Linked DNA regions of Homo sapiens: region 1 is linked to region 2. The links are chromatin loops, found by intact Hi-C in ENCODE. Cell type or tissue: Caco-2. All regions are shown on one strand. Links, peaks and the distances in the headings refer to the core of each region. The heading gives the core; the rest is flanking DNA. Region 1 overlaps PTH1R (parathyroid hormone 1 receptor). Region 2 has its middle 15 kb from the start of PRSS50.

What was found. A loop is a pair of places that touch in the nucleus more often than their neighbours do. Peaks named below come from ENCODE experiments on the same cell type or tissue, not always from the same donor. Only the 100,000 strongest peaks of a DNase experiment are listed, where the experiment ranks them.
Region 1: a loop joins it to region 2, with 15 times the contacts of the local background. A loop is called at or near these places in 1 of 110 quality-filtered maps.

Annotation. Positions count from the first base shown.
Region 1 is chr3:46,893,269-46,897,656 of GRCh38, reverse strand. It overlaps PTH1R (parathyroid hormone 1 receptor), which reads right to left. Exons shown (of 16, transcript NM_000316.3): 4 at 3,648-3,750; 5 at 1,788-1,922. Among named protein-coding and RNA genes, the nearest start is that of PTH1R, 18 kb to the right of the region's middle. In Caco-2, for the core only: a CTCF peak has its summit at 2,270 (motif pointing right); a DNase peak (open chromatin) is centred at 2,296.
Region 2 is chr3:46,731,135-46,735,522 of GRCh38, reverse strand. It overlaps the pseudogene PRSS46P. Among named protein-coding and RNA genes, the nearest start is that of PRSS50, 15 kb to the right of the region's middle. In Caco-2, for the core only: no CTCF peak of the experiment used is centred there; a DNase peak (open chromatin) is centred at 1,763.

The DNA.
Region 1 (4,388 bases), core at 167-4,166, 160 kb before region 2:
CAGGTTCAAGCGATTCTCCTGCCTCAGCCTCCCGAGTAGCTGGGATTACAGGCATGCGCCACCATGCCTGGCTAATTTTGTATTTTTAGTAGAGATGGGGTTTCTCCATGTTGGTCAGGCTGGTCTCAAACTCCTGACCTCAGGTGATCTGCCTGCCTCGGCCTCCCAAAGTGCTGGGATTACAGGCATGAGCCACTGCACCCGGCCCATCAGTGGTTGTTGGTTCCTGCAGGGACAGGTGTGCCCCAAGCAGGAAAATTCAGGCTTTGGAGCACTCTGGAGAAAATGTATTTCTGTGGGCTGTACCCACCTCATAGAATTTACTATGGCCTCTGCGATACAGGTACTGGCACTGGCCCCATTTTCCAGATGGGCTGACAGAGGCCAAGAGAGGTAGGCAACTTGCTGAGGTCATACAACACAGGGCCCTGTCCTCTTCAAGTGCTCAGCCCCAGGCCAGGCCTCTCGCCTTTCTCTCTGCTCTTGGAACCACCTTCCAGGTGTCTCTGAAGAAGGGCAAGTACCCAGACTAACTCTCCCTCAGCTGGGAGGCTCCCTGTGTGCCCCTTCCCCTGGGATCATGGACAGGAGGCAGGAGGTCTGGTTTCTAGTGCCAGCTGGACTCCAAGGAGCTGCTGACCTCACGCAGGTGTCCCAAGTCTTTCTATTTCCATTTCCTCATTGGGAAGTTGGGATTAACCACATTGGCCCATGCTTCTACCACCACTCAATGCCTGCCCTGAGTACCTGCTGTGAGACTCCCACGGCCACTGCTGGGGGAGATCGATTCCCCAAATCTAAGTGCTAATGGTGGGATTCAAAGTAGGGTGACATCCCACTTTGGAGCCCCAGCCTCACTGCAGGGAGGCTAAGTGACCTTGGAGGGTCCCCAGCCTCTGTATCTTCCACATTCCACTCCCAGCTTGCAGCCCCCTTCTCTCCCTCTGTAGGGCTCCAACCACAGGACTCTCCAGCCACCCTGGAAGGCTGCCTTGATGGCTGGACCCGCCCTGGCTTGGTGAAAGGCTCTCTGTCCTGGGCGCCATATTCCCAGCCCCACCCAGCCAGGCCCACAATTCCCTCTGGTCCCCAGGGAGCCACAGGGTGACCACAGCCTCCCAGATGTGGCCCATCTGGAATCTGCTGCCCACCCGGCCGGCTGAAACCGGCCCTGTGGCCAAAGCCTGGGCTCTGTCTGCCTTTCCTCATCTGCTTCCCTCCCTTCTCTTCTCCCCTCCTTGTCCCACTGCCTCTGGCCCCACCCTCTGCCACTGCCCTCCTCTCCTTCTCTATTTCTGTGGCCCTATCCACTATGTGTCCCCATGTACCTCCTCTGACACACTGAGCCCAGACTTCAGTGTGTGCCTCCTGGTCCCCTCTATCTCTGTGACTGTCTCTCCCTGCCTCTGTTGATCTCTGTCTCCATGCCTCTCCCCGTCTTTCTCTGTCACTATCTGTCTGTCTTTGTGTATCTCTCCCTGCCTCTCTGTCCCCCAGGGTTCTCTGTCATCTCTCTTTCTCTCCATGGGTGGGACCGTAGCCCTGGGTCCACTCTTGGTGTGGTGCTGGAGAGTTCTCTGTTCATCTCTTTCTGAGGCCTGAGCCATCTAGCTCCCCTTCCTTCCCACTACACTCTGTCTTCTCCCAGCCCCTTGCCTGGGGATGTGGCTGCAGCCTTTTACTTTCTATAAGAGCCAAGAAGCATGAGCTCACATCAGAGGGACAGTGCAATGGGGGTGGGTGGATCCAAGCCCATGCCAGCTGGATGCATGGAAGCAGAGACGTACCTCGGTACCTGCTGCCAGTGGGTGCCTCCTTGTCCTCCTCAGACTCAGGGTAGAGCTTCCCAGATGCCTTATCTTTCCTGGGCTTCCCTGATGTGGACGCAGATGTCCATCCCTTGTCTGATTCCATTATGCTGGCTGGAGAAACCAGGGTGGTAATGATGGCTGTCAGCTGTGCTACAACAGGAGACCCAGGGTACTCTTTGGCCTCAGACTCCCCCTTTGTACAATGGGGGGGTTGTCTCCTGCCCTGGTGACACCTAGGCTGTTGGGAGATCTGAGACGATGGGTGAGGAGGTGTTTAACAAAGTGTAAAGTGCTTGCCAGGTGAAGTAATAAGAGGAGGTGGAGATTGTCCCCCAGGGTTGGAATGGGAGTGCAGGATCAGCTAGTGGGGTGAGCACTAAACTGGGCAAGACAGAGCAGAGGTGGTATCCTCCCACCCAGGAGTCAGGAGTGGGTGGGGGCCAAGGCCACGCAGCAGTGAAGGCCCCACCAGGGGGCGCACGGTGAAAGCAGACAGAGTGGGTGATGTCAATGGACAGGTTACATAGCGAAAATTAAGTCTGGCCTGAGTGCTGTGCAGGTAAAGAAGCTGGTGGTGAGAAGACAAGAGCAAGGTGGTACAGTCAAGAGTGGACAGAGAAGACCACCCCATCCCCTGCCCTGGATCCTCAAGTATGTGGTTCACAGCTTCCACAGTGGCCGTTGAGATGCCTAATCTGAGATGGAGCCTGGCCTCTCTTCTCATTGGAGAGATGCTGGACGTTTTTTTTTTTTGTTTGTTTGTTTTTTTTGTTTTTTTTTTTGAGACAAGGTCTCCCTCTATCGCCCAGCCTGGAGTGCAGTGACATGATCACAAATTACTGCAGCCTCAAATTCCTGTGCTCAAGTGATCCTCCCACCTTAGCCTCCCCTATAGCTGGGACTACAGGTGTGCACCACCATACCTCGCTAATTTTTAAATTTTTTTTTTAGAGATGGGGTCTCACTATGTTGCCCAGGCTGGAGAGGTCTTTCTTCCTAGCCACAAAGTCTTCCTCATTTTCTGACTTGTATTCCTTCAGCCACCGCCCAAGCTAGGCCCCCCTGGTCCTTACATGTCGGGTCTGTGGCAATGATGGGAAGCTGAGTCCAAGCAGCCTGGACTGGGATGAGAATGACTGTGCTCATTTTCCTGCCTCCACCCTCGGGCCTCAGTGTGGGGATGTGGGTAGCAGGGTGGGGTACAGTAGGAAGCGAGAGGCTCCATGGTGGATGATGAGGGGCAAAGAGAGGCTCCTCCAGGCTTTCACAATTAAGAAGAGGGGCTGGGTTCAGGACCCAGAATGAGGGGGCCCATCTGACCCCCCAGATCTCGATGTGACTGGGAGCCACTGTTGGGGCTGGCATCGGTGGGGCTGTGACTGCAGAGACCATGTGAGTCTCTGTGAGTGTGAGCAAAATCTGTGTGCCACAGAGTGTGTTTGTCATTGTGTGCTTGTGTTCTGGGCGATCACCAGCCTCAACCCCTGCAGAACCCTAAGGGCTTGTCAGGGGAGGAAGCGGCTCCTCTCCTTCAGTCAGTTGGGGTCTGGGCCTCTTCAGTTGATGAGATTAACCCGACAGCTATCAGTCTGAGTGCTGGTTGTGGGCAACACAGGGACCTGAGCTCGAGACTTAGGACAAGCCATGGATGCCCGAGCCTGCTGACTCCACTCTTGCACCACGCACCCCACTTTGGTTCTCACTTTGGCCTGGCCCCCTTTACCTAAGTCCGCCCCCACAGAGAGCCTTCACCTGGCTCTGTATCCTGGGTCCCGCCCTTGACTGGCCCCTCCCTCACCTGACCTCATCCCCAGACCCTCTTCCTTTGACCCCCACCTGGCCTCTGCAGGACCTCCTTGAGCCGTTTTTCGCACTGGGCCTGAGCACGGTGCAGCAGGAAGATCTGTTCCTCTTTAGTCATGACGTCATCTGCATCCACCTGCCAAGCCGAAGGTCAGACCACAGGCAGGACTTTCCGGCGCAGCAGCAGGTCCCAGAGACATCCCAATTTCCCAGAGGGACTACCCCCTTTCAAAAGGCCCTGACTCTAGAGGGAAGGTGGGATTTCCCCTGCATGTGGGGAATCTGCTCTATGGAGCTCACACCTTACAGATGGGAAGCTGTGGCTCTGAGGGGTAGGGCCTGCCTGATCGAAGGGAAAAAGCAGGGGCTCTCTCCTGCCTGCCCGCCAGTAACCCTGTAGGCTGCAGTCACTGATATTCTCTGTCCAGTCCTTTCCCCAGGGGTACATGGGACTGGAATGGAATGTCCCAGGATGGATCCACACAGGATCCTGGCTGCCTGCTGGGGACATGAGTCGGGGGCAGGGGGTGGATAAGGAGTGGTGAACTGTGGGGAGACAAACCCAGCCTGGAGTCCTTCAAGTCCTGGCACCCTGGGGGGTCTTGGGAGTCACCAGTTTCCATCTTGGCCCAGCTCCCCAGTCAATGCTGTCCCCAGTGAACGGTGAGTGCCTCAATGCCTCCCCTCCTTACAATCCCAAGAGAGAGAAAGAGAGGATGGAGGAACTGTTGGCATGCGGCCTGGGTTGGGCTGGGCACTCTGGTGCTGGCTGGG
Region 2 (4,388 bases), core at 73-4,072:
AAGGATGACATGCAAATTCGTGAAGCGTTCCATATTTAAAAAAAAAAGATTAAAATTTTTTTAGAGACAGGGTCTTGCTCTGTCACCCAGGCTGGAATGGAGGGTGCAATCCTAGTTCACTGTAGCCTTGAACTCCTGGGCTCAAGTGATCCTCCCGCCTCAGTCTCCTGAGTAGCTGGGACTACAGGTGTGCACCACCACACCTGATTAATTTTGCTTTTGTAGAAATAAGATCTCGCTATGTTGCTCAGGCTGGCCTTGAACTCCTGGCCTCAAGCCATCCTCCCTCCTGGGCTTTCCAAAGCTCTGTGATTACTGGTGTGACTTTCTCCCTTTCTTATCCTTTATGATGTTTAGTTAGTAAATACCTGTAGCAATCCAGACTGGGCCTGTTTAAAATCTCCATCTCACACCTGGTTCAGTGCAGCCTGCTCTCTTCTCACCCCTGCTGCTGGGGCCAGTGAGAGTCAAGGAGGGAATGGACACACATCTCTACTCACTTCCCTACACGGTCACAAGGACTGCACCTCCAGGGGCATGGGTGGCCCCTAGAGCAGTGCAGTGTGACATTACTCTTCACTGGGGACAGGCAGCCTGGCCGACTTGTGCCCCATCACCTATCCCCTGGCTGACAGCTCGCCCCTGTGGTGATTCTCTCTTCTGCTTCTCTCCCCCAACCATCTGTTTGTGTAAACTACGGGCAAGGATGAGTCCTGGGTGATGGCTTACAACAAGCCCAGGAGGAGTTGTCTGGTCCTCATTGTTTGGGAACTCTAGAATGTGGGGTACCTGCTGACCCTGGCCTTTGGTTGCCTTTTTTTTTTTTTTTTTTTTTTTTTGAGATAGAGTCTGGCTCCGTCGCCCAGCCTGGAGTGCTGTGGCACGATCTCGGCTCACTGCAACCTCCACCTCCCAGGTTCAAGCGATTCTCCTGCCTCAGCCTCCTGAGCAGCTGGGATTACAGGCACGTGCCACCACGCCAGGCTAATTTTTGTATTTTTAGTAGAGATGGGGTTTCATCATATTGGCCATGCAGGTCTTGAACTCCTGACCTCAAGCGATCCCCCCACCTTGGCCTCCCAAAGTGCTGCAATTATAGGTGTGAGCCACTGCGCCCGGCTGGTTGCCAGTTTTGAGGCAGTGGGAAAAGCCCCTTCTCACATGTGCATGTGGCAGTGGCTGCTTATGACAGGGCTGGAAGGCAGCTCTCTCTGTCTCAAATCTGCTGTGTCCAGGGGTGTGAGGGTTGCCCTTTGCTGCCTGAGATCCTCTTTCCTCAGGGCCCTGGCTCCGGGCCTGCGGTCAGACCAACGTGTCCTGCAGGGTGGTGAAGGGGAAGCTGGTAGAGGTAGGCAAGTGGCCATGGCAGGTGAGCATCCTTTTCCTGGGCACGTACATCTGCAGTGGCTCCCTCATCCACCACCAGTGGGTCCTCACGGCTGCGCACTGCTTGCAGAGGTCAGTCAGCGGGGGCTGGGGACTTTGCTTTCTGGCCTGGGGAGTCCCTGGTGAATCTAGGGATCTGGGAGCAGGGGGCCTGGCTGGGTGGTCCTGAGCTCAGGGCCTGTCTCCTCCTTTACTTATGGCCTTACCATTGGCGACCTGCCTCCTACCCATGGTCCTGCAGATTCAAGGACCTCAGCCTGTACTCCGTGATGGTGGGAGTCCACCAGCGCCCAGAAAATAGCACTCAGCTCCCGCTCACTCGCATGGTGATTCATAAGGATTTCAGCAATCTCATGTCTCAGGACATTGCCCTCCTAAAGCTCAGGGACTCCATCTCGTGGTCCCCCTTCGTCCAGCCTGTCTGCCTCCCTAACATCAAATTCAAGCCATCCATTGGAAGCATGTGCTGGGTAATCGGCTGGGGAACTACAGGGAAAAAAGGTGAGTGAAGGCTGGCAGAGGTTACAAGACACTCGCCTCCTCAGAACACAGCCCCATCACGGGCTCCTTCATTCATTCCTTTATTCACTCATTCACTCAGGCAGCAAACATTTCCTGACCTCTTAATACAAAGATGTACCCAGTGCTCTAGTGTAAAAGACACATGTGACCTGCATGGACCTCAGTTCCCAAAGTGAAGTTAAATGAAATGCCAAGTGCTTACCCTGCAGCATGGCAGGAAGTGAATTCTTGGTTATTAATGGAGTTCCCATTAATGGCATGAGGGCCACGATCTCAGGACATACTGAGGTATTGAGGTTTCTCTATCCATCTTGTGTACTGGTTATCCTGAGGTACCCCCAAATTCCTGGAGGTCCGGCCCCTGTTGGTGCTCTCCTTGGGTCCTAGAATCTGGGAGGCTTTGTGGGGGCCTGCTTTCCAGGGGGTGCCGTCTTGGGGCTCTAGGGTCTTGGCACCTTGCCGGTGGCCATGGGGCAGAACTGAACTCTTCACCCTCATGGAACCTGAATTCCTGGAGAAATCCCCTCTTGTCCTATTTGTCCTTTGGTGCCTGGATATCACTCCAAGCCCCTTGGGACACTTTTGTGTAGTCTTTTTTAATGAGCTGGGCTGTTTCAAAAGTTAGGCTGTGGGCTGGGGCCTTTATCAATCACCATCCCAGGAAATGGCCCTCCCTCCCACCTTAGCAAACGTGGACAACTCTGTGATGGGGATGTGCCGAAAAGCAGAGGGGATGACAAGGCTGGCTCTCTGTTTCCTCAGTGACCCCAAGTACCCCCTACAGTCTTCAGGAGGAACCAAGAGGTGGAGGTTGCAGTGAGCCGAGACTGTGCTACTGCACTCCAGCCTGGGTGACAGAGTGAGACTGTCTCAAAAAAAAAAAAAGACACATGCCACGTATGTTTATTGCAGCACTATTTACAATAGCAAAGACATAGAACCAACCTAAATAGCCCCATCAATGATAGACTGGATAAAGAAAACGTAGTACATATACACCATGGAATACTATGCAGCCATAAAAAGAATGAGATTGTGTCCTTTGCAGGGACATGGATAAAGCTGGAAGCCATGATCTTCAGCAAACTAACACAGGAACAGAAAACCTAACCACCGTATGTTCTCACTCATAAGTGGGAGTTGCACAATGAGAACACATGGACACAGGGAGGGGAACAACACACACCAAGGTCTGTCGGAGGGTAGGGGGCAAGGGGAGGGAGAGCATTAGGACAAATACCTAATGCATGTAGGGCTTAAAACCTAGATCATGGGTTGATAGGTGCAGCAAACCACCATGGCACACCATACCTATGTAACAAACCTGCACGTTCTGCACATGTATCCGAAACTTAAAGTAAAATAAAAAAAGAAAAGAAAAAAGAAAAGAAAAGAAAAGAAAAGAAAATCTCCTTCCCCTGGGCTTCCATTTAGCCTGTAAAATAAGGGTAAAATACTCTTGTCCCTGTCCACAGTGAAGGTAGTGATGGCAGTCCTTCTCAGGTTAGTTTACCACTTCTGGGCATCAGCTACATGCCCAGATGTGGGCCATGTGCGGGCAGAACCTGTTTTGCATAAGTGACATTCATTCTGCCAGCACAGAATGAATACTTCTGCCACCTGCCACTTGCACCTTCTATTCAACATTGGTTTTGAGATTTATTCATATGGATACGTGCAGGTTTTATGCATTAAATGCTCTACAATATTCTCTTTTGTGAATATGCCGCAATTTACCCAAGCTCTTGTTTATTAACATTGAGGGAGTTTCCAATTTTTTCATATCAGAAACTCTGCTGCTACTCTAAGTATTCTCACACACACCTCCCTATTTACATGTTCCACAATTTCTCAGCAAGATGTATCTGCACAGGAGTGCTGGGTCATAGGCTATGTTTACCTTCATCTTTAATAGTCATGGTCAAATTGTTTTCCAAAGTGATCGTATTAATTTATATTCTAACAGTAGTATTTGAGAGTTCCTTGCTCCATTTCTTGCCAGCGTTTGGTATTGTCAGACTATAAAATGTTTTCCATTCCAATGGACGGGAAATAGCACCCGTTGCGGTTGTAATGTGCACGTCCCCAGTTACTAATGCGGTTGTGCAGTTCACATGTTAATTCACCATTTGTGATTCCTCTTCTATGAGCACTTATTCATATACTTTGGATATTTTACTATTGTTTTCCTTTTTCTTTTTTTATTTTTTAATATTCTGGATACAAGTTCTATGTTCATTGTGTATACTGCAAAATCTTCTCCCAGTTTCCCATGTATCTTTTTATTATGTTTGTACTGTACTTTGCTGAACAGCAATTTAGGTTTCATTTTAGTCAAATATATCATGTCTCTGATTTATGCTTTTTGTGTCTTATTTAATCATTCCTTTTCCCAAGGTCATAAAGACATTCTCCTATATTTTTTTCCTCAGAATTTGGAAATTACGGTTTTCACGTATTGAAACCATGTGGCATTCATT